Linked DNA regions of Homo sapiens: region 2 is linked to region 1. Evidence: chromatin loops called from intact Hi-C (ENCODE). Cell type or tissue: heart left ventricle. All regions are shown on one strand. Each heading gives the region's core, and the rest is flanking DNA. Links, peaks and the distances in the headings are about the cores only. Region 1 has its middle 20 kb from the start of NICN1. Region 2 overlaps USP4 (ubiquitin specific peptidase 4).

Region 1 (11,294 bases), core at 1,395-9,394:
GCTTCTTTATATCACAAATTCCAGGAGCATGAAGATAATGGGTGAGGCAGTCAAGAACAAAATGACTTTTTTTTTCAAGACAAGCTATTGCTTCTGTCACCTAGGCTGGAGTGTAGTGGTGTAATCATAGCTCACTGCAGCCTCAAACTCCTGGGCTCAAGCACTCCTCTTGGGACTAGCACTAGGACTGCAGGCTCAGGCTACAGCAAGAATATTTTTCTTTACTTTTTTTCGTAAAGACAGGAGCTCACTATGTTGTTCAGGCTGGTCTCAAACTCCTGGCCTCAAGGGATCCTCCTGCCTCTGTCTCCCAAAGCACTGGAATTACAGGCATGAGTCACTGTGCCTGACCCAAAATAACCTTAAGCAACTGCCCCCAGGCATGGGCTTGAGGGAGGGAGCATGACTGAAGTTTCATACCGGAAGTCTCTCTGTGCCTGCACACCACACATAATTCAGACTGCTCTGAGCTATTTTTTCTTACAATTTTTTTCTTTTTTTTCTTTTTTTCTTTGAGACAGAGTCTCGCTCTGTTCCCCAGGCTGGAGTGCAGTGGCATGATCTCGGCTCACTATAACCTCCACCTCCTGGGATCAAGCACTTCTCCTGCCTCAGCCTCCCAAGTAGCTGGGATCACAGGCGCCCACCACCACGCCTGGCTAATTTTTAGTATTTTTAGTAGAGACGGGGTTTCCCCATGTTGTCCAGGCTGGTCTCGAACTCCTGACCTCATGTGATCTGCCCGCCTCAGCCTCTCAAAGTGCTAGGATTTTGAAAGTGCCAGGCGTGAGCCACTGGGCCTGGCCATTTCTTATAATTTCTTTGTGTTCATTTATTTATTTATTGTCTTTTTTTTTTTTTTGGTGGAGAATGGGGTCTCGCTATATTGCCCAGGCAGGTCTGGAACTCCTGGGCTCAAGCTATTCTCCTGCCTCTGCCTACCTAAGAGCTGGGGTTACAGGTGTGAGCCACCACGCCCGGCCATTCATTCATTCATTCATTCTTTCTTTGAGACAAGGTCTGGCTCTGTTGCCCAGGCTGGAGTGCAGTGGCCTATCTCAGCCATCCTCCCACTTCAGCCTCCTGAATAGCTGGGACTACAAGCATAGGCCACCCTACCCAGCTAGTTTTTGTATTTTTTGTAGAGACTGGGTTTCATGGTGTTGCCAAGGCTGGTCTCGAAACCCTGAGCTCAAGCAATCTGCCCACCTCAACTTCCCAAAGTGTCCTTATATTTAAAGTAAGACTCTTGGGGGCAGCATATAGCTGGATCTTGTCTCTTTTAATCCATCTTCCAATCTTGTCAAAAACAAAATCACAACAAATTTAGTTTAAGGATCGCTTTTTTTTTTTTTTTGAGATGGAATTTTGCTCTTGTTGCCCAGATTGGAGTGGAATGGCGCAGTCTCAGGTCACTGCAACCTCTACCTCCCAGGTTCAAATGATTCTCCTGCCACAGCCTCCTGAGTAGCTGGGATTACAGGCACCCGCCACCACACCTGGCTAATTTTTGTATTTTTAGTAGAATCAGGGTTTCACCATGTTGGCCAGGCTGGTCTTGAACTCCTGACTTCAGGTGACCCACCTGTCTTGGACTCCCAAAGTGTTGGGATTACAGGCGTGAGCCACTGTGCCCAGCAAGGATCTCCTTTTTTTTCCTTTTTTCTTTTCTTTCTTTTTTTTTTTTTTTTCTGAGATAGAATCTCTGTCGCTCAGGCTGGAATGCAGTGGAGTGGCTCACTGAAGCCTTGAACTCCTGGGCTCAGGTGACTCTCCCATCTCAGCTTTCTGAGTAGCTGAGACTACAGGTGCACGCCACAGTGCCCAGCTAGTTTAAGGATCTTAACTGGCTTTTATCTATGATTCCACAATCAGGCAACACTTCATTCTATAAAATAGAATGAGGCTGGGCGTGGTGGCTCACGCCTGTAATCCCAACACTTTGGGAGGCTGAGGCAGGTGGATCTCTTGAGGCCAGGGGTTCAAGACCAGCCTGGCCAACATGGTGAAACCCCGTCTCTACTAAAAAATGCAAAAATTAGCCAGGTGTGGTGGCACATGCCTGTAATCCTAGCTACTCCAGAGGCTGAGGCACAAGAATCTCTTAAACCCGGAAGGTGGAGGTTGCAATAAGCTGAGATTGCGCCACTGCACTCCAGCTTGGGCAACAGAGTGAGGCTCTGTTTCAAAAAAATAAAATAAAATAAAATACAGTGAGTGTTCTGATGAACTGAGCAGAGCAGTTTGGCTGCGTAGGCAGAAAAGGGTTGAGGAAAGCAGAAACAGTGAACAAAAGGGGATTGGTTCTTTCAAAAGTATGTTCTTTGTAGAGGTTAAAGCAGAGGGAATTTCTCTATCATGTTGTCTAAAATTGACTTGTTTGGAGATTTGGCTATTATCTCTCTCTCTCCTGATTTCTTTTCTTTTTCTTTCTTTCTTTTTTTTTTTTGAGATGGAGTTTTGCTCTTGTTGCCCAGGCTGGAGTGCAATGGCATGATCTTCACTCACTGCAACCTCTGCCTCCTGGGTTCAAGCAATTCTCCTGCCTCAGCCTCCCAAGTAGCTGGGATTACAGGTATGCGCCACCACGCCGGGCTGATTTTGTATTTTTAGTAGAGATGGAGTTTCTTCATGTTGGTCAGGCTGGTCTTGAACTTCTGACCTCTAGTGATCCGCCTGCCTCGCCCTCACAAAGTCCTGGGATTACAGGCATGAGCCACTGCACTCGGCCTCTCTCTCCTAATTTCTTGGAAGATTAGATAAATAATTTAGTTGCAGCTTCGTGGAATGGCACTTCAGCACAAGTAACTCAATTTTGGTTTGGTCTTTTGGGCCTAGTACAGGAGTTCTACCCAAACCAATGGCCTGCTATAAATATGATTTAATACTCAGGTGACCCACCCGGCCTATTGTTTATAGGCAAATAGTAGCCGGGTGCTGTGGCTCACACCTGTAATCCCAAAACTTTGGGAGGCCAGGGCAGGCGGGTCACCAGAGGTCAGGAGTTAGAGAACAGCCTGGGCAACATGGCAAAACCCCATCTCCACAAACATTGCAAAAAAAAAGAAAAATTAGCTGGGTGTGGTTGCACACACCTGTAGTCCCAGCTACTCAGGGGGTTGAGGCAGGAGGATCACTTGAGCCCAGAAGGTCAAGGCTGTAGTGACATATGATCTCAGCATTGCAGTCCAGCCTGGGTGACAGAGTGAGACCCTGTCTCAATAAAAAGAAAACAAACAAAAAGAAATAGTTTAAAGTTTTCTCAGTTTTAATTTCTAATATCATAAACATAGATAGATATAACTCATAGTTAAAGTCTCCCTTAGGCTGGGCGAGGTGACTCACAACTGTAATCCAAGCACTTTGGGAGGCCCAATCAGGAGGATCACTTGCACCCAGAAGTTTAAGACCAGCCTTGGCAACAGAGGGAAACCTCATCTCTACCAAAAAAAAAAAAAAAAAAAAAAAAATTGGTGGGCATGGTGGTACACGCCTGTAGTCCCAGCTACTCGGGAGACCGAGGCACAAGAGGATTGCTTGAGCTGGAGAGTTTTAGCCTGCAGTGAGCCATGATTATATTACTGCACTCTAGCCTGGGCAACAGAGCAAGACCCTATCTCAAAATAACTAAATAAATAAAAAGTCTCGGCTGGGCAAGGTGGCCCATGCCTGTAATCCCAGCACTTTGGAAGGCCAAGGCAGGTGGATCACTTGAGGCCGGGAGTTCAAGACCAGACTGGCCAACATAGAGAAACCCTGTCTCTACTAAAAATACAAAAAATTAGCCAGGCGTGGTGGCGGGCGCCTGTAGTCCCAGTTACTAGGGAGGCTGAGGCAGGAGAATGGCATGAACCCGGGAGGTGGAACTTGCAGTGAGCCGAGATTGCACCACTGCACTCCATCCAGCCTGGGCGACAGAGCGAGACTCCATCTCAAAAAAAAAAAATTATCTGGGTGTGGTAGCATCTGCCTGTAAATCCCAGCTACTCGGGAAGGCTGAGACATGAGAATCGATTGAACCTGGGAGGTGGAGGCTGCAGTGTGCCATGATCATGCCACTAAACTCTAACCTGGGCGACATAGTGAGGCCAGACACGGTGGCTCACGCCTGTAATCCCAGCACTTTGGGAGGCCAAGGCAGGTGGATCATCTGAGGTCAGGAGATCAAGACCAGCCTGACCAACATGGTGAAACCCCGTCTCTACTAAAAATACAAAAATTAGCTGGGTGTGGTGGTGGGCACCTGTAATTCCAGCTACTTGGGAGGCTGAGGCAGGAAAATCACTTGAACCCAGGAGGTGGAGTTTGCAATGAGCCAAAAATCATGCCATTGCACTCCAGCCTGGGTAGCAGAGCAAGACTCCGTCTCAAAAAAAAAAAAAAAGAAAAAAAGAAAGAAAGAAATAGGTTAAATTTATTTTAATAGGATATTTCACTTGTATATAAAAGATGATCATTTCAACATAAAAATTAATGTTTAAAATATTAGTTTAGGTCATTTTTTCCATACGAAATATTTGACATTGGTGTATATTTTACACTTACAGCACATCTCAATTTGAACTAGCCACATTTCTTTTATTTTTATTTTTATTTTTTTTAGATGGAGTTTCGCTCTGTCGCCCAGGCTGGAGTGCAGTGGCACGATCTCGGCTCACTGCAACCTCCGCCTTCCTGGTTCAAGCGATTTTCCGGCTTAGCCTCCCAAGTAGCTGGGACTATAGGGGCACCCACGCCCGGCTAATTTTTTGTATTTAAGTAGAGACGGGGTTTCACCGTGTTGCCCAGGCTGGTCGCGAACTCCTGAGCTCAGGCAATCCGCCCGCCTTGGCCTCCCAAAGTGCTGGGATTACAGGCGTGAGCCACAGCGCCTGGCCCTTTTTTTTTTTTGAGATGGAGTCTCGCTCTGTCGCCCAGGCTGGAGTGCAGTGGCGCGATCTCGGCTCACTGCAACCTCCGCCTCCCAGGTTCAAGCGATTCTCCTGCCTCGGCCTCCTGAGTAGCTGGGATTACAGGCACCCGCCACCACGCCCGGCTAATTTTTGTATTTTTAGTAGAGACGGGGTTTTACCATGTTGGTCAGGCTGGTCTCGAACTCCTGACCTCGTTCGTATTCTGCCCACCTCGGCCTCCCAAAGTGCTGGGATTACAGGCATGAGCCACCGCGTCCCGCGGACTAGCCACATTTCAAGTGCTCAGTAGCCATGTGTAAACTGGTGACTATCATATTTGACAACACATCTCTAAAATGCACCCCTTGTAAAAGTAGGACTTTGTCTTGTTCATGGCCAAATTCTCAGTGTCTAGAATAGGCCTTGGCACATAGGTGTTTAGTTGGTGTTTAATTAGTGAATGATGACCTTCCGTTTCCTTGGCACCATTTCCTGCGACCAGTCCCTATCTCAGGTCTCCGAGAACAGTCTCTAACCTGGCAACCCTCAGATATAATAAGGACAGTTAGCGCCATCTGCTGGAAGATGGAGCATCACCTGCCTCTGAGAATCAAGCTCATCTATCCAAGGCTGATGGGGCCTGGAATGATATTCCTTACCTTAACCTCGGATCCCCAACTTTCCAAAGGTTTTTCTCTGCTCTTATGTCCTAGCATTACCAAGACAATGAAAAATAACAACACTGTGCCAGGCTCCCTTTTGTATGGTCCACACCTGAATTCTGGAAATGGCTGGCTGAAAGAGTATTTTGCAAGCCCATTCATTCTCTGCCCAGCCCTTTTTTTTTCTTCCTTCCTTCCCTTCTTCTTTCTTTCTTTTCCTCCCTCCCTCCTTCCCTCCTTCCTTCCTTCCCTCCCTCCTTCCTTCCTTCTCTCTCTTTCTTTCCAGAGACCCATAAAGACTGCCCACAGCCTTCAAGGTAAGAACTCCTGCCCTCAGAGGATGTATGCATAAACTTGTAGTAAATGGGTCAGGCGTGGCAGCTCACATTTGTAATCCCAGGACTTTGGGAGCCCGAGGCAGGCGGACCACAAGGTCAGGAGTTTGAGACCAGCCTGGCCAACATGGTGAAACCCCGTCTCGCTCTTTTTTTTTTTTTGAGACGGAGTCTTGCTTTGTTGCCAGGCTGCAGCACAGTGATGTGATCTCGGCTCACTGCAACCTTCACCTCCTGGGTTCAAGCGATTCTCTTGCCTCAGCCTCCCGAGTAGCTGGGAATACAGTTGCATGCCACCACGCTCAGCTAATTTTTGTATTTTTAGTAGAGAAGAGGTTTCACCATGTTGGCCAGGATGGTCTCGATCTCCTGACCTCATGATCCGCCCGCCTCGGCCTCCCAAAGTGCTGGGATTACAGGCGTGAGCCACCATGCCCAGCCAGGGGAAACCCTGTCTCTACTAAAAATACAAAAAATAGCCGGGCGTGGTGGTATGCGTCTGTAATCCCAGCTTCTCGGGAGGCTGAGGCAGGAGAATCCCTTGAACCTGGGAGGGGGAGGTTGCAGTGAGCTGAGATCGAGCCATTGCACTTCAGCCTGGGCGACGAGAGCGAGACTCCGTCTCAAAAAAAAAAAAAAAAAGAAAGAAAAGAAACTGAGTGGAAAGGTAAGAAAACTGAATGGAAAAATAGGAAGATTGAATAACTTGCTCAAAGCCACACAGCTGATGAGTGGTCATAGAATCCTTCTGCCAAATTGTATATAGATCTAGTTTCAGCTTTATGATTTTTTTTATTTAACAAATATTTTGCTGGGTACAGTGGCTCATGCCTGTAATCCCAGCACTTTGGGAGGGTGAGGCAGGAGGATTGCTTGATCCCAGGAGTTTGAGGCCAGGCTGGGCAACATAGTGAGACCCTGTCTCTAAAAAAAATAAATAAATATAGGCCTGGCACGGTGGCTCACACCTGTAATCCCAATGCTTTGTGAGGCCAAGGCGGGTGGATCACCTGAGGCCAGGAGTTTGAGACCAGCCTAGCCAACATTGTGAAACCCCGTCTCTCCTAAAAATACAAAAGTTAGCAAGGCATGATGACCTGTAGTCCCAGCTACTCGGGAGGCTGAGGCAGGAGAATCGCTTGAACCCAGGAGGCAGAGGCTGCCGTGAGCCAAGATCGCGCCACAGCACTCAAACCTGGGCACCACAGAGCAAGACTCTGTCTCAAAAGAAAAAACAAACGAATATATATATATATAAAATAAAAAACTATTATTTACTGAACACTTTTCTCACAGAAACATACAGCAAAGGTTCTCCTCTCATAGAGCTTTTGTTTGTTTGTTTGTTTTTTGAGACGGAGTCTCGCTCTGTCTCCCAGGCTGGAGTGCAGTGTAAACCCAGCACCACTACGGGAGGCAGAGGTGGGTGGATCACTTGAGGTCAGGAGTTCGAGACCAGCCTGGCCAACATGATGAAATCTCATCTCTACTAAAAACACACACACAAAATTAGTTGGGCGTTGTGGCAGGCGCCCGTAATCCCAGCTACTCAGGAGGCCGAGGCAGGAGAATTGTTTGAACCCGGGAGGCAGAGTTTGTAGTGAGCTGAAATTGCGCCATTGCACTCCAGCCTGGGCCACAGAGCAAGACTATGTCTCAAAAAAATAAAATAAAATAAAATAAAATAGGCCGGGCGCAGTGGCTCACGCCTGTAATCCAAGCACTTTGGGAGGCCGAGGTGGGCAGATCACCTGAGGTTAGGAGTTCGAGACCAGACTCAGCATGGAGAAACCCCATCTCTACTAAAAATACGAAATTAGCTAGGCATGGTGGTGCATGCTTGTAATCCCAGCTACTCGGGAGGCTGAGGCAGGAGAATTGCTTGAACCTGGGAGGCAGAGGTTGCGGTGAGCTGAGATTGCGCCATGGCACTCCAGCCTGGGCAACAAAAGCGAAACTCTGTCTCAAAAAATAATAATAATAATAAAATAAAATAGTTCTTTGCGAGGCTGAGGTGGGAAGATTGCTTGAGCACAGGAGTTCAAGACTGCAGTGGGCCGTGATCGCCCCACTGTACTCCAGCCTGGGCCACCAAACAAGATCTGTCCAAAAAAACAAAACAAAACAAAAAGCCAGGCATGGTGGCTCATGCCTGTAATCACAACACATTGGGAGGCCAAGGTGGGTGGATCACCTGAGGTCAGGAGTTCAAGACCAGTCTGGCCATCATAGGGAAACCCTGTCTCTACTAAAAATACAAAAAATTGGCCAGGCGTAGTGGCTCATGCCTGTAATCCCAGCACTTTGGGAGGCCGAGGCGGGAGAATCACCTGAGGTTGTGAATTCGAGACCAGCTTGGCCAACATGGTGAAACCCCATCTCTATTAAAAATACAAAAATTGGCCGGGCGCGGTGGCTCACGCCTGTAATCCCAGCACTTTGGGAGGCCGAGGCGGGTAGATCACGAGGTCAGGAGATCGAGACCATCGTGGCTAACACAGCGAAACCCTGTCTCTACTAAAAATACAAAAAAATTAGCCGGGCGTGGTGTCGGGCGCCTGTAGTCCCAGCTACTCGGGAGACTGAGGCAGGACAATGGCGTGAACCTGGAAGGCGGAGCTTGCAGTGAGCCGAGCTTGCACCACTGCACCTCCAGCCTGGGTGACAGAACGAGACTCCATCTCAAAAAAAAAAAAAATACAAAAATTAGCTGGGTGTGGTGGTGCATGCCTGTAATCCCAGCTACTCGGGAGGCTGAGGCAGGAGAACTGCTTGAACCCGGGAGGCGGAGGTTGCAGTGAGCTGAGATCGCACCATGAGACTCCAGCCTGGGCGACAGAGTGAGACTCCGTCTCAAAGAAAAACCAAAAAAAAAAAAAATTAGCTGGATGTGTCAGCTTGTACCTGTACCTGTAATCTCAGCTACTAGGGAGGCTGAGGCAGGAGAGTCACTTGAAACCAGGAGGCAGAGGTTGCAGTGAGCTGAGATCACGCCACTGCACTGCAGTCTGGATGACAGAGTGAGACTCTGTCTCAAAAAAAAAATATATATATATATACACACACACACACACACACACACACACACATACAAACACACATACATACATACACACACACATATAAATGTAGTGAGTGACTGATACTGCCAATAAATAAAAGGAAAAACAGAAGGATTAGTGATGGATGTGTGTGTTTGTGGATGAGAGCTCAGAGCCTCAAAAGCCTCCAGGAGTCCACAAACTGGCAGCCAGACCCATCTGGACGGGCAGAAGGTAAGGAAGCAATGTTGACAGTCTAGGCAAATCTATTGGGCGTGGACTGCTCTGTACTCACAAGTGCAGGCCTAGCTTCTCAACTGAGTTTGGAACTACCTTTCTTTCTTTCTTTCTTTTCTTTTTTTTTTTTTTTTTAGAAACAGGGTTGGCCGGGCACAGTGGCTCACGGCTGTAATCCCAGTACTTTGGGAGGCCAAGGCGGGTGGGTCACCTGAGTTCAGGAGTTCAAGACCATCCTGGCCAACATGGCGAAACTCCGTTTCTATTAAAAATACAAAAATTAAGCAGGCGTGGTTTGGGAGGGATGGCGCCTGTAATCCCAGCTACTGGGGAGGCTGAGGCAGGAGAATTGCTTGAAGCTGGGACCCAGAGGTTGCAGTGAGCCCATTGCACTCCAGCCTGGGTGACAAGAGCAAGACTCCGTCTCAAAAAAACAAAAAAGAAAGAGCGGTGGCTCACGCCTGTAATCCCAGCACTTTGGGAGGCTGAGGCGGGTGGATCACAAGGTCAGGAGTTCAAGATCAGCCTGGCTAAGATGGTGAAACCCTGTCTCCACTAAAAATACAAAAAAATTAGCCTGGCGCAGTGACAGGAGCCTGTAATCCCAGCTACTCGGGAGGCTGAAGCAGGAGAATTGCTTGAACCTGCGGAGGCGGAGGTTGCAGTGAGCCAAGATCACACCAGTGCACTCCAGCCTGGGTGACAGAATAAGACTCCATAAAAAAGAAAGAAAGAAAGAAAGAAAAGGAAGGAAGGAAGGAAAGAAGGAAGGAAGGAAGGAAGGAAAGAAAGAAAGAGAGAGAGAGAGGGAGAAAGAAAGAAAGGAAAGAAAGAGAGAGAGAGAGGGAGAAAGAAAGTAAGAAAGAAAGAAAGACAGACAGACAGAGACAGACAGGGTCTTGGCCAGGCAAGGTGGCTCATGCATGAAATCCCAACATTTTGGGAGGCCAGGGCGGGCAGATCACCTGAGCTCAGGAGTTAGAAACCAGCTTGGGCAACATAGCAAAACCCTATCTCGACAAAAATTACAAAAATTAGCAAGGGGTGTTTCGGAGTCTACTCTGGCTCAGGAGGCTGCCTGTAAAAAAACAAAACAAACAAACAAAAAAATTAGCCAAGCGTGGTGGCATGTGCCTATAGTTCTAGCTGCTTGGGAGGGTAAGGTGGGAGGATTGCATAAGCCTGGGAGGTTGAGGCTACCGTGAGCTGTGATTGAGCCATTGCACTCCAGCCTAGGTGACAGAGTGAGACTCTGTCTCAAAAATAAATAAATACATAAATAAGAAACTCGGTCTCTGTCACCCAGACTTGAGTGCAATGGCATGTTCACAGCTCACAGCAGACTCGACCTCTTGGGCTCAAAGGATCCTCTCAGCTCAGCCTCTTGAGTAGCTGGGACTACAGATGCATGCCACCATGTCTGGCTAATTTTTTTTTCTTTTCTTTTTTTTTTTTGTTTTATAGATAAGGTCTTGCTATGTTGCCCTGGCTGGTCTGAACTCCTGGCTTCAAGCAAAGCAATTCTCCCACCTAGATCTCCCCAAGCGCTGGAATTACTGGCGCAAGGCACCATACCCAGCCAGAAGCTGCCATTTCTTTTCCACTGTCTCTTGTAGGATGATTTGAAGTAGCTCTAAGCAGGTGGCAGAGCAGGTGAGTCTCTCAAGGCTTTCCTAGCCCAACCCCTCAGGCTCTAGAGGGCAGTGCAAGTCAAGGTGGCCAAGGGTGGGCCCAGGGCTCACAGCCAGTTGAGACAGAACCACACTGGAATTTCTCTGACCTTAAGCACATTGCAGGGGCTCCTAGTACTGCAGAACTTTCAGGGACTCTTTTAAATTGCAGCAATATGGTGTGTGTAGAGGGTGTGTTTCTGGAAAAATTGTCTATAGCTTTTTCAGATAATGGAGATAAGGAAGGTTGGAGACCCTACCATAAGTTATGAAATCCATGGTATCCCCTTCCCTGGCTTGGTCTCGAGACAGGCTCCACACTGCCTTCCTAAATGTAGTCTGGCAGCCCATGATCTCCCTGGGGCATGCCATGGAGTACTCAGCTGCCCCCATCCAGGACTCTTTGTGTCCAATTAGGGGGGATGGCAGGAAACAAGATTTTCTCCGGTCCTTGGGG
Region 2 (11,294 bases), core at 2,283-10,282, 150 kb before region 1:
AAAGAAAAAGAAAAAGCAGGATCCACTGAAAGCAGCTACCCAAAGTCACTCAGAAAATCAGCAGGGGACCTAAAGGTCAGCAGTCACAGGCCTAACAAGGAGCCATGTCAGTAGAGGTTAAAAATGCTTTGTGGTTATGCCGGGCACAATGGCTCACGCCTATGATCCCAGCACGTTGGGAGGTTGAGGCAGATGGATTGCTTGAGCCCAGGAGTTCGAGACAAGCCTGGGAAACATGCAGAAACCCTGTCTCTACAAAAAAAAGAAAAATTAGCTGGGCGTGGTGGCACACATCTGTAGTTCCCAGCTACTCAAAAGGCTGAGGTGGGAGGATTGCTTGAACCCAGGGAACGGAGGTTGCCGTGAGCTGAGATTGTGCCACTGCACTCCAGCCTGGGCGACAGAGCAAAAGAAAACAAACAAACAAAAAAACCTTTGTGCTTAAACAAGGTCTGAAGTCTACACACCAAGATTCACCTGTAGGATTCAAAAGGTGACACTCATTGTCCCGGACATGCCTAAGAAACAGGGTTAGGAGTAAAAATAGCAAACACACTCACAAGATGTTGTTACTGATTGAGTGCCTTTCATGTGCCCTGTCCTTTAATCGCATGACCTCAAATTGTAATTGCAGATCTGTGAAGCAGATATCCTTTTGCAGACAGGTAAACCAAGGTTCAGAGGGATGAAGTGACTTGTTCAAGTCCACCCCACACCTTGAGCTGGGGATCAGAGTGCCTTAGCTTCCAGAGTACCACAGATCACCCAGGGGCTGTTCAGAGACCTATTACCATTCCAACACCTCTGCTGCTGGACCTATAAACAAAATGTATTCCTACTTATCCCTAGCGGGAAATGAACATAACATTTCGGGCAAGAATAAGAAGCCAAATATTGAGGCCGGGTGCAGTAGCTCATGCCTGTGATCCCAGCACTTTGGGAAGCCGAGGTGTATGGATCACCTGAGGTCAGGAATTCGAGACCAGCCTGGCCAAGATGGTGAAACCCCATCTCTACTAAAAATACAAAAATTAGCCGGGCATGGTGGTGGGCGCCTATAATCCCACCATTGCACTACAGCCTGGGTGACAGAGTGAGACTCAGTCTCAAAAAAAAAAGAGAATCCAAATATTGGCCATGTGTGGCGGCTCACGCCTATGATCCCAGCACTCTGGGAGGCCAAGGTGGGTGGATTGCTTGAACTCAGGAGTTCAAGACCAGCCTGGGGAACATGGGAAAACCTTGCTTGTCTCCACAAAAAAGAAAAAAAAAGAAAAAGAAATTAGCTGGGTATGGTGACACATTCCTGTAGTCCTGGCTACTCAGGTGGATGAGGTGGGAGGATTGCTTGAGCCCAGGAGGTCAAGGCTGCAGTGAGCCATGATTGCGCCACTGTATTCCAGCCATATTCAACCCTAAAATACCAAAAATAATTTGGAGTATCTCTTGATGACAGCCTCAGGCCTGTAACCCCAGCACTTTGGAAGGCGAAGGTGAGCAGATCACTTGAGGTCAGGAGTTCGAGACCAGACTCGCCATGATGGAGACACCCCGTCTCTACTAAAAATACAAAACTAGCCAAGTGTGGTGGCGCACACCTATAGTACCAACTACTTGGGAGGCTGAGGTGGGAGAATCCCCTGAACCCAAGAGACTGAGGCTGCAGTAAGCCAAGATTGTGCCACTGCACTCCAGCCTGGCCAACAAAGTGGACTCCATATAGAAATAAATTAATTAGTTAAAGTCAGTTCTCACTTTCTAGGACTGCATGTCTTGGAGGAATCTGGACATTTGGTTTTGCAACTGATAATTTTTTGTTTTTGCTGGTTTTTGTTTTTGTTTGAGATGGAATGTTGTTCTGTTGTCCAGGCTGGAGTGCAATGATGCAATCTCAGCTCACTGCAACCTCCGCTTCCTGGGTTCAAGAGATTGTCGTGCTTCAGCCTCCCAAGTAGCTGGGATTACAGGCACACACTGCCATGCCTGGCTAATTTTGTATTTTTTAGTAGAGACAGGGTTTCACCGTGTTGGCCAGGCTAGTCTCGAACTCCTGACCTCAGATGATCTGCCTGCCTTGGCCTCCCAAAGTGCTGGGATTACAGGCATGAGCCATCGCACCCGTCTGCAACTGAGAATTTATGTGCTGGGCGCAGTGGCTCACACCTGTAATCCCAGCACTTCACGAGGGCAAGGTGGAAGGATAGCCTGAGCCTGGCAGGTTGAGGCTGCAGTAAACCATGATTGAACCACTGCACTCCAGACTGGGTGATAATCAAGACCCTACGCTTTTTTTTTGGAGACGGAGTCTCAATCTGTCGCCCAGGCTGGAGTGCAGTGGCGTGATCTTGGCTCACTGAAAGCTCTGCCTCCCGGGTTCACGCCATTCTCCTGCCTCAGCCTCCCAAGTAGCTGAGACTACAGGTGCCCACCACCACGCCTAATTTTTTGTATTTTTAGCAGAGATGGGGTTTCACTGTGTTAGCCAGGATAGTTTCGATCTCCTGACCTCGTGATCCACCCACCTCAGCCTCCCAAAGTGCTGGGATTACAGGTGTGAGTCACCGCACCCAGCCTCAAGACCCTACTCTTAAAAAAAAAAAAAAAAGCTGGGCACAGTGGCTCACACCTGTAATCCCAGCATTTTGGGAGGCTGAGGCAGGTGAATCATGAGGTCAGGAGTTCAAGACCAGCCTGGCCAAGATGGTGAAAACCCATCTCTACTAAAAATACAAAAATTAGCCAGGCATGGTGGCATGCGCCTGTAATCCCTGCTACTTGGGAGGCTGAGGTAGAGAGTTGCTTGAACCCAGGAGGCAAAGGTTGCAGTGAGCCAAGATCGCGCCACTGCGCTCCTGCATGGGCGACAGAGCAAGATTCCGTCTCAAAAAAAAAAAAAAAAAGAAAGAAAGAAAAAGAAAAGAAAAAATTTACAGCACTAGCTTGAAAGACATATATGGTTTTACAGAAAGCCACTGAGTCACGTAAGTCCCAAAAAGAAGAGTGACATGTCAGGTGGGGTGGCTCACACCTGTAATCCTAGCCCTCTGGGAGGCTAAGGCAGGAGTATTGCTTCAGGTCAGGAGTTCAAGACCAGCCTGAGCAACATGGCAAGACCCCTGGTCCTTTTTTTTTTCTTTTTTTGAGACAGAGTTTCACTCTGTCGCCCAGGCTGGAGTGCAGTGGCGCGATCTTGGCTCACTGCAAGCTCTACCTCCCGGGTTCACGCCATTCTCCTGCCTCCCAAGTAGCTGGGACTATAGGTGCCCGCCACCATGTCCGGCTAATTTTTTGTATTTTTAGTAGAGACGGGGTTTCACTGTGTTAGCCAGAATGGTCTCGATCTCCTGACCTCGTGATCCGCCCTCCTCGGACTCCCAAAGTGCTGGGATTACAGGCGTGAGCCACCACGCCCGGCCAACCCCTGGTCTTCACAAAAAATTTAAAAATTAGCTGGGTGTCGTGGCATGCACCTGTAGTCCCAGCTACTCTGGAGGCTGAGGTGGGACAATCACTTAAGCCCAAGAGTCTGAAGTAACAGTGAGCCATGATTGCACCACCACATTCCAGCCTGGGTGACAGGAATGAGACCCCTATCTGGAAAAAAAAAAAAAAAAAAGGAAGATTCCACAAGGTAGCAAAGTTGGACAACAGGCACTGGCAGAGTAGAATGTTGTAGACCTAACTCCTAACTCTGCTGCTGTAGGCAGAGCCCCAACCCAGTCCCAACCCCCTTCTCCCATGTGTGTAACACCTTTAGAAGAAGAGGGAAATCAGGAGGTATTTGGTCAGTCACAGCCACAGAGCATGGTGCATACTCACCTTCACAGCTGTTCCTGGAGCCATTGCAGGCCCCTGGCTCCAAGGGTGAGCTGCCAAACTCATCAGGTAAAGGCTGTTTCACATAGCGGCTTCAAAAAGAGAAAAAGAGAAGAAAAAAAAGATTGTTAGTTGTAACATTTATCTATTTTTTCCACCATGCGGCTAAGAAGTAGTTCATAATTTATATGGATGATAGCTACTGACAAAGCAATTTATGTAAATAGAAGTGCTTTAGAATTATCCACTGGGCCAGGTGTGGTGGCTAATCCCAGCACATTGGGAAGCCAAGGCAGGTGGATCACCTGAGGTCAGGAGTTCGAGACCAGCCTGGCCAACATGGTGAAACCCCATCTCTAGTAAAACTAAAAAAATTAGCTGGGCATGGTGGCACATGCCTGTAATCCCAGCTACTCAGGAGGCTGAGGCAGGAGAATTACTTGAACGTGGGAGGCAGAGGTTGCAGTGAGCCGAGATCATGCCACTAGGCACTCCAGCCTGGGCAGAGAGCAACTCTGTCTCAAAAAATAAATAAAATAAAATAAAATAACACAGTGGCTCAATATTTTAAGAAATTAAAAACACAAATGGCCAGGCATGGTGGCTCACACCTGTAATGCCGGCACTTTGGGAGGCCGAGGTGGGCAATCACCTGAGGTCAGGATTTCCAGACCAGTCTGGCCAACATGGTGAAACCCCATCTCTACTAAAAATACAAAAGTTTGGCCAGGCACGGTGGCTCATGCCTGTAATCCTAGCACTCTGGGAGGCTGAGATGGGAGTGTCACTTGAGGTCAGGAGTTTGAGACTAGCCTGGCCAACACGGTGAAACCTCCTCTCTACTAAAAATACAAAAATTAGCTGGAAATCACTTGAACCTGGGAGGTGAGGGTTGCAGTGAGCCGAGATTGTGCCACTGCACTCCAGCCTGGGCAACAGAGTGAAACTCCATCTCAAAAAAACAAACAAACAAACAAACAACAACAACAACAACAAAAACATACACACACAAAACTTAGCCGGGCGTGGTGGCACATGCCTGTAATCCCAGCTACTTGGGAGGCTGAGGCAGCAGAATCACTTGAACCTGGGAGGTAGAGGGTGCAGTGAGCCGAGATCGTGCCACTGCATTCCAGCCTGGGCGAGAGAGCAAGATTCCATCTCGGAAGGAAAAAAAAAAAACCCACAAGAAATTAGCCAATGAAGACTCTTAAGAAAGTTTGTCTCGAGTCTTATGTGAAAGTCATGTGGCACCATCAGTTTTGAAGGTATTTCCCAATAATCCTAATTTCCAGCTTCAGAACGATAGTGGAACACTTCAGAAATAAAATACAAATGCCATCAAAGCGCTAGCCTCCCTAACATGATTCTAAGAGGACTGGACTCCTAGGATCACGGTACCTAAGATGTGCCAGGTGGCTCATCCCAATAGCACCTGCCCTGGCCCATCCAGGGGCTGGCACAAGTGCATTTTTTTTTTTTTTTTTGAGATGGAGTCTCACTCTGTCACCCAGGCTGGAATGCAGTGGCGCGATCTCAGCTCACTGCAGCCTCTAGCTCCCAGGAGAATCAAGAATCAAGCGATTCTCCTGCCTCAGCATCCCGAGCAGCTGGGATTACAGGCACCCACCAGCATGCCTGGCTAATTTTATATTTTTAGTAGAGACGGGATTTCACCATCTTGGCCAGGCTGGTCTCAAACTCCTGACCTCAGGTGATCTGCCCGCCTTGGCCTTCCAAAGTGCTGGGAGTACAGGCATGAGCCACTGCACCCGGCAAATGCATTTCTTACAGAGGTGAGCATGTAGGATCAACACAGCCACTTGGCAGGAGTTGCCACTACTATTACTGGGTATATCTTCATCTCAGATAACAACCAAATCACATTCCTGCCACCAACCTGATACGATCACAAACAGCCTGGTACAAAGACTCAAGGGTTAACTTGTGCTTGGGGACAGAAAGCAATAGTGGCTGCCCATATAGCGCTGATGCGGAGGAAGTGCTTGATGGCCTGGACTTCCTCTCCCTGAAGTAGACTGGAAGCGTGACACATTCCGAGCCATCCACGGAAGTGCTGCAGACCTCGTACCTGCGTCAATCACACAAGAGGGCACTTTTAGCAGTAGGTCCTTGTGAACAACAGAGATCTGAGCTGAAGCTATGTGGTGGCCAGGGCTATGATTACTGGGACAGAGCATATTTGAGTAGAAAAGGTGGCTATAACTATTGCCAAGACGTTTCTAGAGGTTGAGTCAGGAATCCCTAGAAGGACCATTGTCAGCACAATGTGAACCTATACAACCTGGGGCTGAGGGCTAACCGTGATACTCCTTCTTCCAACCACGGCCTCAAACTCTGTGGTCCTTCAACTGGGACCCAACACAGATAACAGCCATCATTCAGATCATCACTCTGAACACAAAGGCACACAGCTGGGTCCAGCCACCAAGTTCATCTTTTGTCATCAAAGAGCTCATCTTTAAAAAATGTATTGAGTTGGCTGGGCGCGGTGGCTCACGCCTGTAATCCCAGCACTTTGGGAGGCCAAGGCGGGCGGATCACGAGGTCAGGAGATTGAGACCATCCTGGCTAACACGGTGAAACCCCATCTCTTCTAAAAATACAAACAATTAGACGGGCATGGTGGTGGGCACCTGCAGTCCCACCTACTCGGGAGGCTGAGGCAGGAGAATGGTGTGAACCCAGGAGGCGGAGCTTGTAGTGAGTCAAGATCTTGTCACTGCACTCCAGACTGGGCAACAGAGCGAGACTCCATCTCAAAAAAAAAAAAAAAAAAAAAAAAAAAAAGCATTGAGTGCCCTGCCCTTTAATAAGACCAAATATTGTACAAAGATGTACACCTAGGATATTAGCCAAACTCTTTTTTTCCAAATGAGCAAGCAAATTTATAAAAGTAATTGTCATCTTTGTTCAAAAACACTGAAGTGAAAGAATCGTATCTAATTCTGAAAAACATCAGAGATAACCAAAGAAACTGCTAGATACAAATCAATGATTTTGAAAAATGTGTCTTACTTAGTGAATACATGGGATTGAGGAGATTTATAGATGTTTTATCCTGGAACAGATGTTACCAAAATTGCTGGCAACCGACTGTAGTCTTTCCCTCTTCCTATAGGGGGAGACACAAACTTACTGATTCAAATTTTGAAACTAAACATATGCACGTGTGCGCGCGCGCGCGCACACACACACACACACACACCCCCCCCTCCCCAAATGCCTAGCAAACAGTCCTGACTGAAGTTTATGAAGGAGGAATTTCTAATACATAAAAATGTCCAAGGTGTGCTCTCGAGTAAATACTGTGGTCCAGCATAGTGGTAAAGAACCAGGCCTTGGAGTGCACCTGCCCCAGGTTCCAGGTCCACATTGCCATTTTCTGGCTGCTAGTAATAAGCACCTAACTTCTTAGTCTATTTATTCGGTGGACAATGGGATTACCCACTTTAAAAGGTGTGGTAAGAATTAAATAATTTAGTAGCACAGTGTACAACACATTAAAAAGTAGCAGATGCAGGCCGGGCACAGTGGCTCACACCTGTAATCCCAGCACTTTGGGAGGCCGAGGGGGACGGATTACGAGGTCAGGAGATCGAGACCACCCTAACTAACACAGTGAAACCCCATCTCTACTTAAAATACAAAAAATTGGCCAGGTGTGGTGGCACGCGCCTGTAGTCCCAGCTACTCAGGAGGCTGAGGCAGAATGGCATGAACCTGGGAGGCGGAGCTTGCAGTGAGCCACGATCACACCATTGTACTCCAGCCTGGGTGACACAGCAAGACTCTATCTCAAAAACATAAATAAATAAAAAATAAAAAATACCAGATGCTGGCCGAGCACAGTGGCTCACGCCTGTAATCCCAGCACTTTGGGAGGCCAAGGCGGGTGGATCACGAGGTCAGGAGATTGAGACCATCCTGGCTAACACGGTGAAGCCCTGGCTCTACTAAAAATACCAAAAATGAGCCAGGCGTGGTGGCGGGTGCCTGTAGTCCCAGCTACTCGGGAGGCTGAGGCAGAAAAATGGCATGAACCCGGGAGGCAGAGCTTGCAGTGAGCCGAGATTGCGCCACTGCACTCCTGCCTGGGAGACAGAGCGAGACTCCGTCTAAAAAAATAAAATAAAATAAAATAAAAATACCAGATGCTACTATTGCTTTCATAAAACAATTGTCAATTCAAATTCATCTATAAAAGAATTTGTTTTTCCAATGGTTGGCCCATAGGCCCTCTGAAAATTCCTTTGTTGGTGGTCTGCTAAGCTCCCCACAGGGTAATCCTCCAGTTCCTTTCAGCTCAGGTGTGTGAAAACACTACTTTCTGGAATTTACAGAGACCATGTTAAGGGCTTGGGGTTATATGTGAAAGTGGACTTTCCCATGTTCTAGCCCTTGGCACAGTGTCAGCTCTTGGCTGTGTCTGTGCAAGTGAGAACAGAAATAGATCTTGGGTGTGGCTAGGAACTATTCCTTTTAGAGAGATCTAGAAGTCATAGGCCCAAAAATGTAAAGGGAAGGAACTATCTCCTTTACATACTGAATTCCTCAGCCAAAAACAAAAACCAAAACAAAATCCTAAAACCCTTTCTCAGCAGAGGCAAGTTCCTGAGTGAGAGGTAAAGAGGGAGGGACAGTACGGCTGTGCTCCATACTTCCTGGGCAAGTGGCTGCCTGGGAGCAGCAGGCAAGTTCATGTATGGGAGCAGCCGGCAAGTTATTACACCACTGTGCCTGGAAGAGGGACACACACACAATTACACAGAGCAGCCATGAAGCAGCATGTGGGAAGGCAGAGGAGGCCTTTGTATTGTCCTCACAGAGATGAAGAAACTCAGTCTCAGAGCTTACAGAATGTTTGAGCTGAAAACAGCTGTTTAAATCAGCCCTGTCATTTCTGCATTGGGGATGGTAGTATCATGGTACTCGCTGAGAAGCTACAGCCTGTGGCAGAGAAAGGACAAGATCCTTCCGTACCACACCCCTACTACCATCTTCCCATCACACAGCTGGGATTCCTCTTAAGAAAGGCATCTCTGATGGTAGGACCATCTGTAGGAGCAGTGATTTGGCCTTCTTCATAGGCAAAACTGTTGAAAAAAGGCTGTGGCTGTGCTGAGGAGAGTTATCAGAATGTTTAGCTCTGCAGGGCAGGAGGGGTTGAGCACTGATGGCTGCCCACGATGCCCTCAATACCCATCTCTTGCACCCAGGGGTCAGGGCCAATCCACATGAGCAATGACTGCCCACATTTTTGTTCTGGAGATATGAATGCAGCAAAGTCTCTAGAATGTGTCCTCTGACCTGACCTGCAGCAGAAACTGCTGAGTACTCACACGAAAATGTCATCCCGAGGCATGATGTGGTTTAAACCTTCATCCATTTGGAAAATTTTGTGGAATCGGTGATTATACACATCTGCGACCACCATCTAAGAATGAACAGTAACAGAAAGACCACAGAATGGCTAAGAGTGCCCCTACTAACTGCTTAAAACCCAGAAACAAATGAAAAAAAAAATACTCATACTCAAATGTTGCCTCTAGAGAAACCACCACACAAACAGCCCCAGAGAGCTGAGGGCCAAGGCCCAAGGGGGAGCAGCATGGCTGCCATCAGAATTGAACATGCTGGTAGCATCTGCCCTCGACTGGCAGGAAGGGCGAGGAGTGTGGTGCTAACCAGAAACCAGCAGTTGTCCAGAGCCTCTGGAGTATTCCATAGTCTGCAGTCTCTATGCCACCCTCAGTGCACAGATCTGACAGCAGAGCCCTACTCCTGGTCCTTTGACCACGGCTAGTGTGAACCCAATGAAGGAAAGATAGTGTTTCCTGGAGCTGGAAGGGACAGTCTCAGTCACAATGTGCATAGTGAGTGAGGCATCCAGACACACACAAATAATCACATTTGTGCTGGCAATAACAACAACCCCAAAAAGTGGCTTCAAGGTTGAAAGTAAACTCCAAATGCTATGAAGTATCCCAAATAGACCGAGTGCCACTGATCACCCCGCCTTACATTTTCTGCAGCAATGCCAGACAGCCTGGAGAGAGCCTCGCACAGGTCGGACACAGCCCCCATCAGCGGCACAGTCACACGGTACTGCAAGACAGAGATGGTCAAGGTCACAGGGGTGCCCCACAAAGGGTGCGAAATGCATTAGGAGAAGCAGGCATCACTAGGGGCAGAGGAGCCCTTCTAGAAACAATGTATGGTGAGGTCAGGGTACAGATGAGTCAGAAGCAGAGCAAATAAGCAGGACCTCTATGTCAGCATCCTCCTCAATACACAGGCAGCAGCATGGGGGCTAGGCCATCTCTTTCTCTTCCAAACATTGCTTCATTTTATTCTTAATTCTTTAGAGTACTTTCTGAAGAACTGCTGAAATTATACAAATTCAAATTGCCATCTGGTCCTACCTTTTTATTTTATTTTTATTTTTTGTAGAGACAGGGTCTCAAACTCCTGGCCTCGAGCAATCCTCCCGCCTCAGCATCCCAAAGTGCTGGGATTACAGGTGTTGGCCACCAAGCCCGGCCTCAACTTTCTTTTTTTTCTTTTTTCTTTTTTTTCTGAGACACAGTCTTGCTCTGTCACACAAGCTGGAGCGCAGTGACGCGATCTTGGCTCACTGCAACCTCCACCTCCCGGGTTCAAGCGATTCTCCTGCCTCAGCCTCCTGAGTAGCTGGGATTACAGGCGCGCACCACCACGCCTGGATAATTTTTGTATTTTTAGTACAGACAGGGTTTCACCATGTTGGTCAGGGTGGTCTCGAACTCCTGACCTCGTGATCTGCCCGCCTCGGCCTCCTGAAGTGCTGGGATTACAGGGGTAAGCCACCGTGCCCAGCCTGCCTCAACTTTTTTTTTTTTTTGAGACGGAGTCTCGCTCTGTCGCCCAGGCTGGAGTGCAGTGGCGCAATCTTGGCTCGCTGCAAGCTCCGCCTCCCGGGTTCACGCCATTCTCCTGCCTCAGCTGCCCGAGTAGCTGGGACTACAGGCGCCCGCCACCATGCCTGGCTAATTTTTTGTATTTTTAGTAGAGACGGGGTTTCACCGTGTTAGCCAGGATGGTCTGGATCTCCTGACCTCGTGATCTGCCCGCCTCGGCCTCCCAAAGTGCTGGGATTACAGGCGTGAGCCACCGCGCCCGGCCCTCAACTTTCTTTAGAGACAAAGAAACCAAAACCAGAAGGCTAAGCAATACAATTACTCAGTGAGCCATCAGCAGGGTAAGACACTAAGACCTGCTGCTCACACCTCTCATCTGGCCTAATCTTCTGTACAGGCTGTCCTAGGTTATGTGAGGGTATATCTGAGTACGAAAAGAACCGTGCTTCTGGTTCCCCAACATTCAGATTCAAGAACCACTTAGTAGATCAGGTTACTTTAGTCGCGTGAATGAAGTGTGGCCAAAAAAGTGACAGAGGCCGGGTGCGGTGGCTCACG

The links. A loop is a pair of places that touch in the nucleus more often than their neighbours do. Peaks named below come from ENCODE experiments on the same cell type or tissue, not always from the same donor. Only the 100,000 strongest peaks of a DNase experiment are listed, where the experiment ranks them.
Region 2: a loop joins it to region 1, with 10 times the contacts of the local background. A loop is called at or near these places in 50 of 110 quality-filtered maps.

What each region holds. Positions count from the first base shown.
Region 1 is chr3:49,443,822-49,455,115 of GRCh38, forward strand. No RefSeq gene overlaps it. Among named protein-coding and RNA genes, the nearest start is that of NICN1, 20 kb to the left of the region's middle. RefSeq lists enhancers at 327-676, 5,164-5,303. In heart left ventricle, for the core only: a CTCF peak has its summit at 5,486 (motif pointing left); a DNase peak (open chromatin) is centred at 5,475.
Region 2 is chr3:49,288,691-49,299,984 of GRCh38, forward strand. It overlaps USP4 (ubiquitin specific peptidase 4), which reads right to left. Exons shown (of 22, transcript NM_003363.4): 12 at 9,862-9,945; 13 at 9,180-9,274; 14 at 5,717-5,908; 15 at 3,820-3,908. Among named protein-coding and RNA genes, the nearest start is that of C3orf62, 17 kb to the left of the region's middle. In heart left ventricle, for the core only: a CTCF peak has its summit at 6,963; a DNase peak (open chromatin) is centred at 8,250; H3K27ac peaks cover 1,683 bases.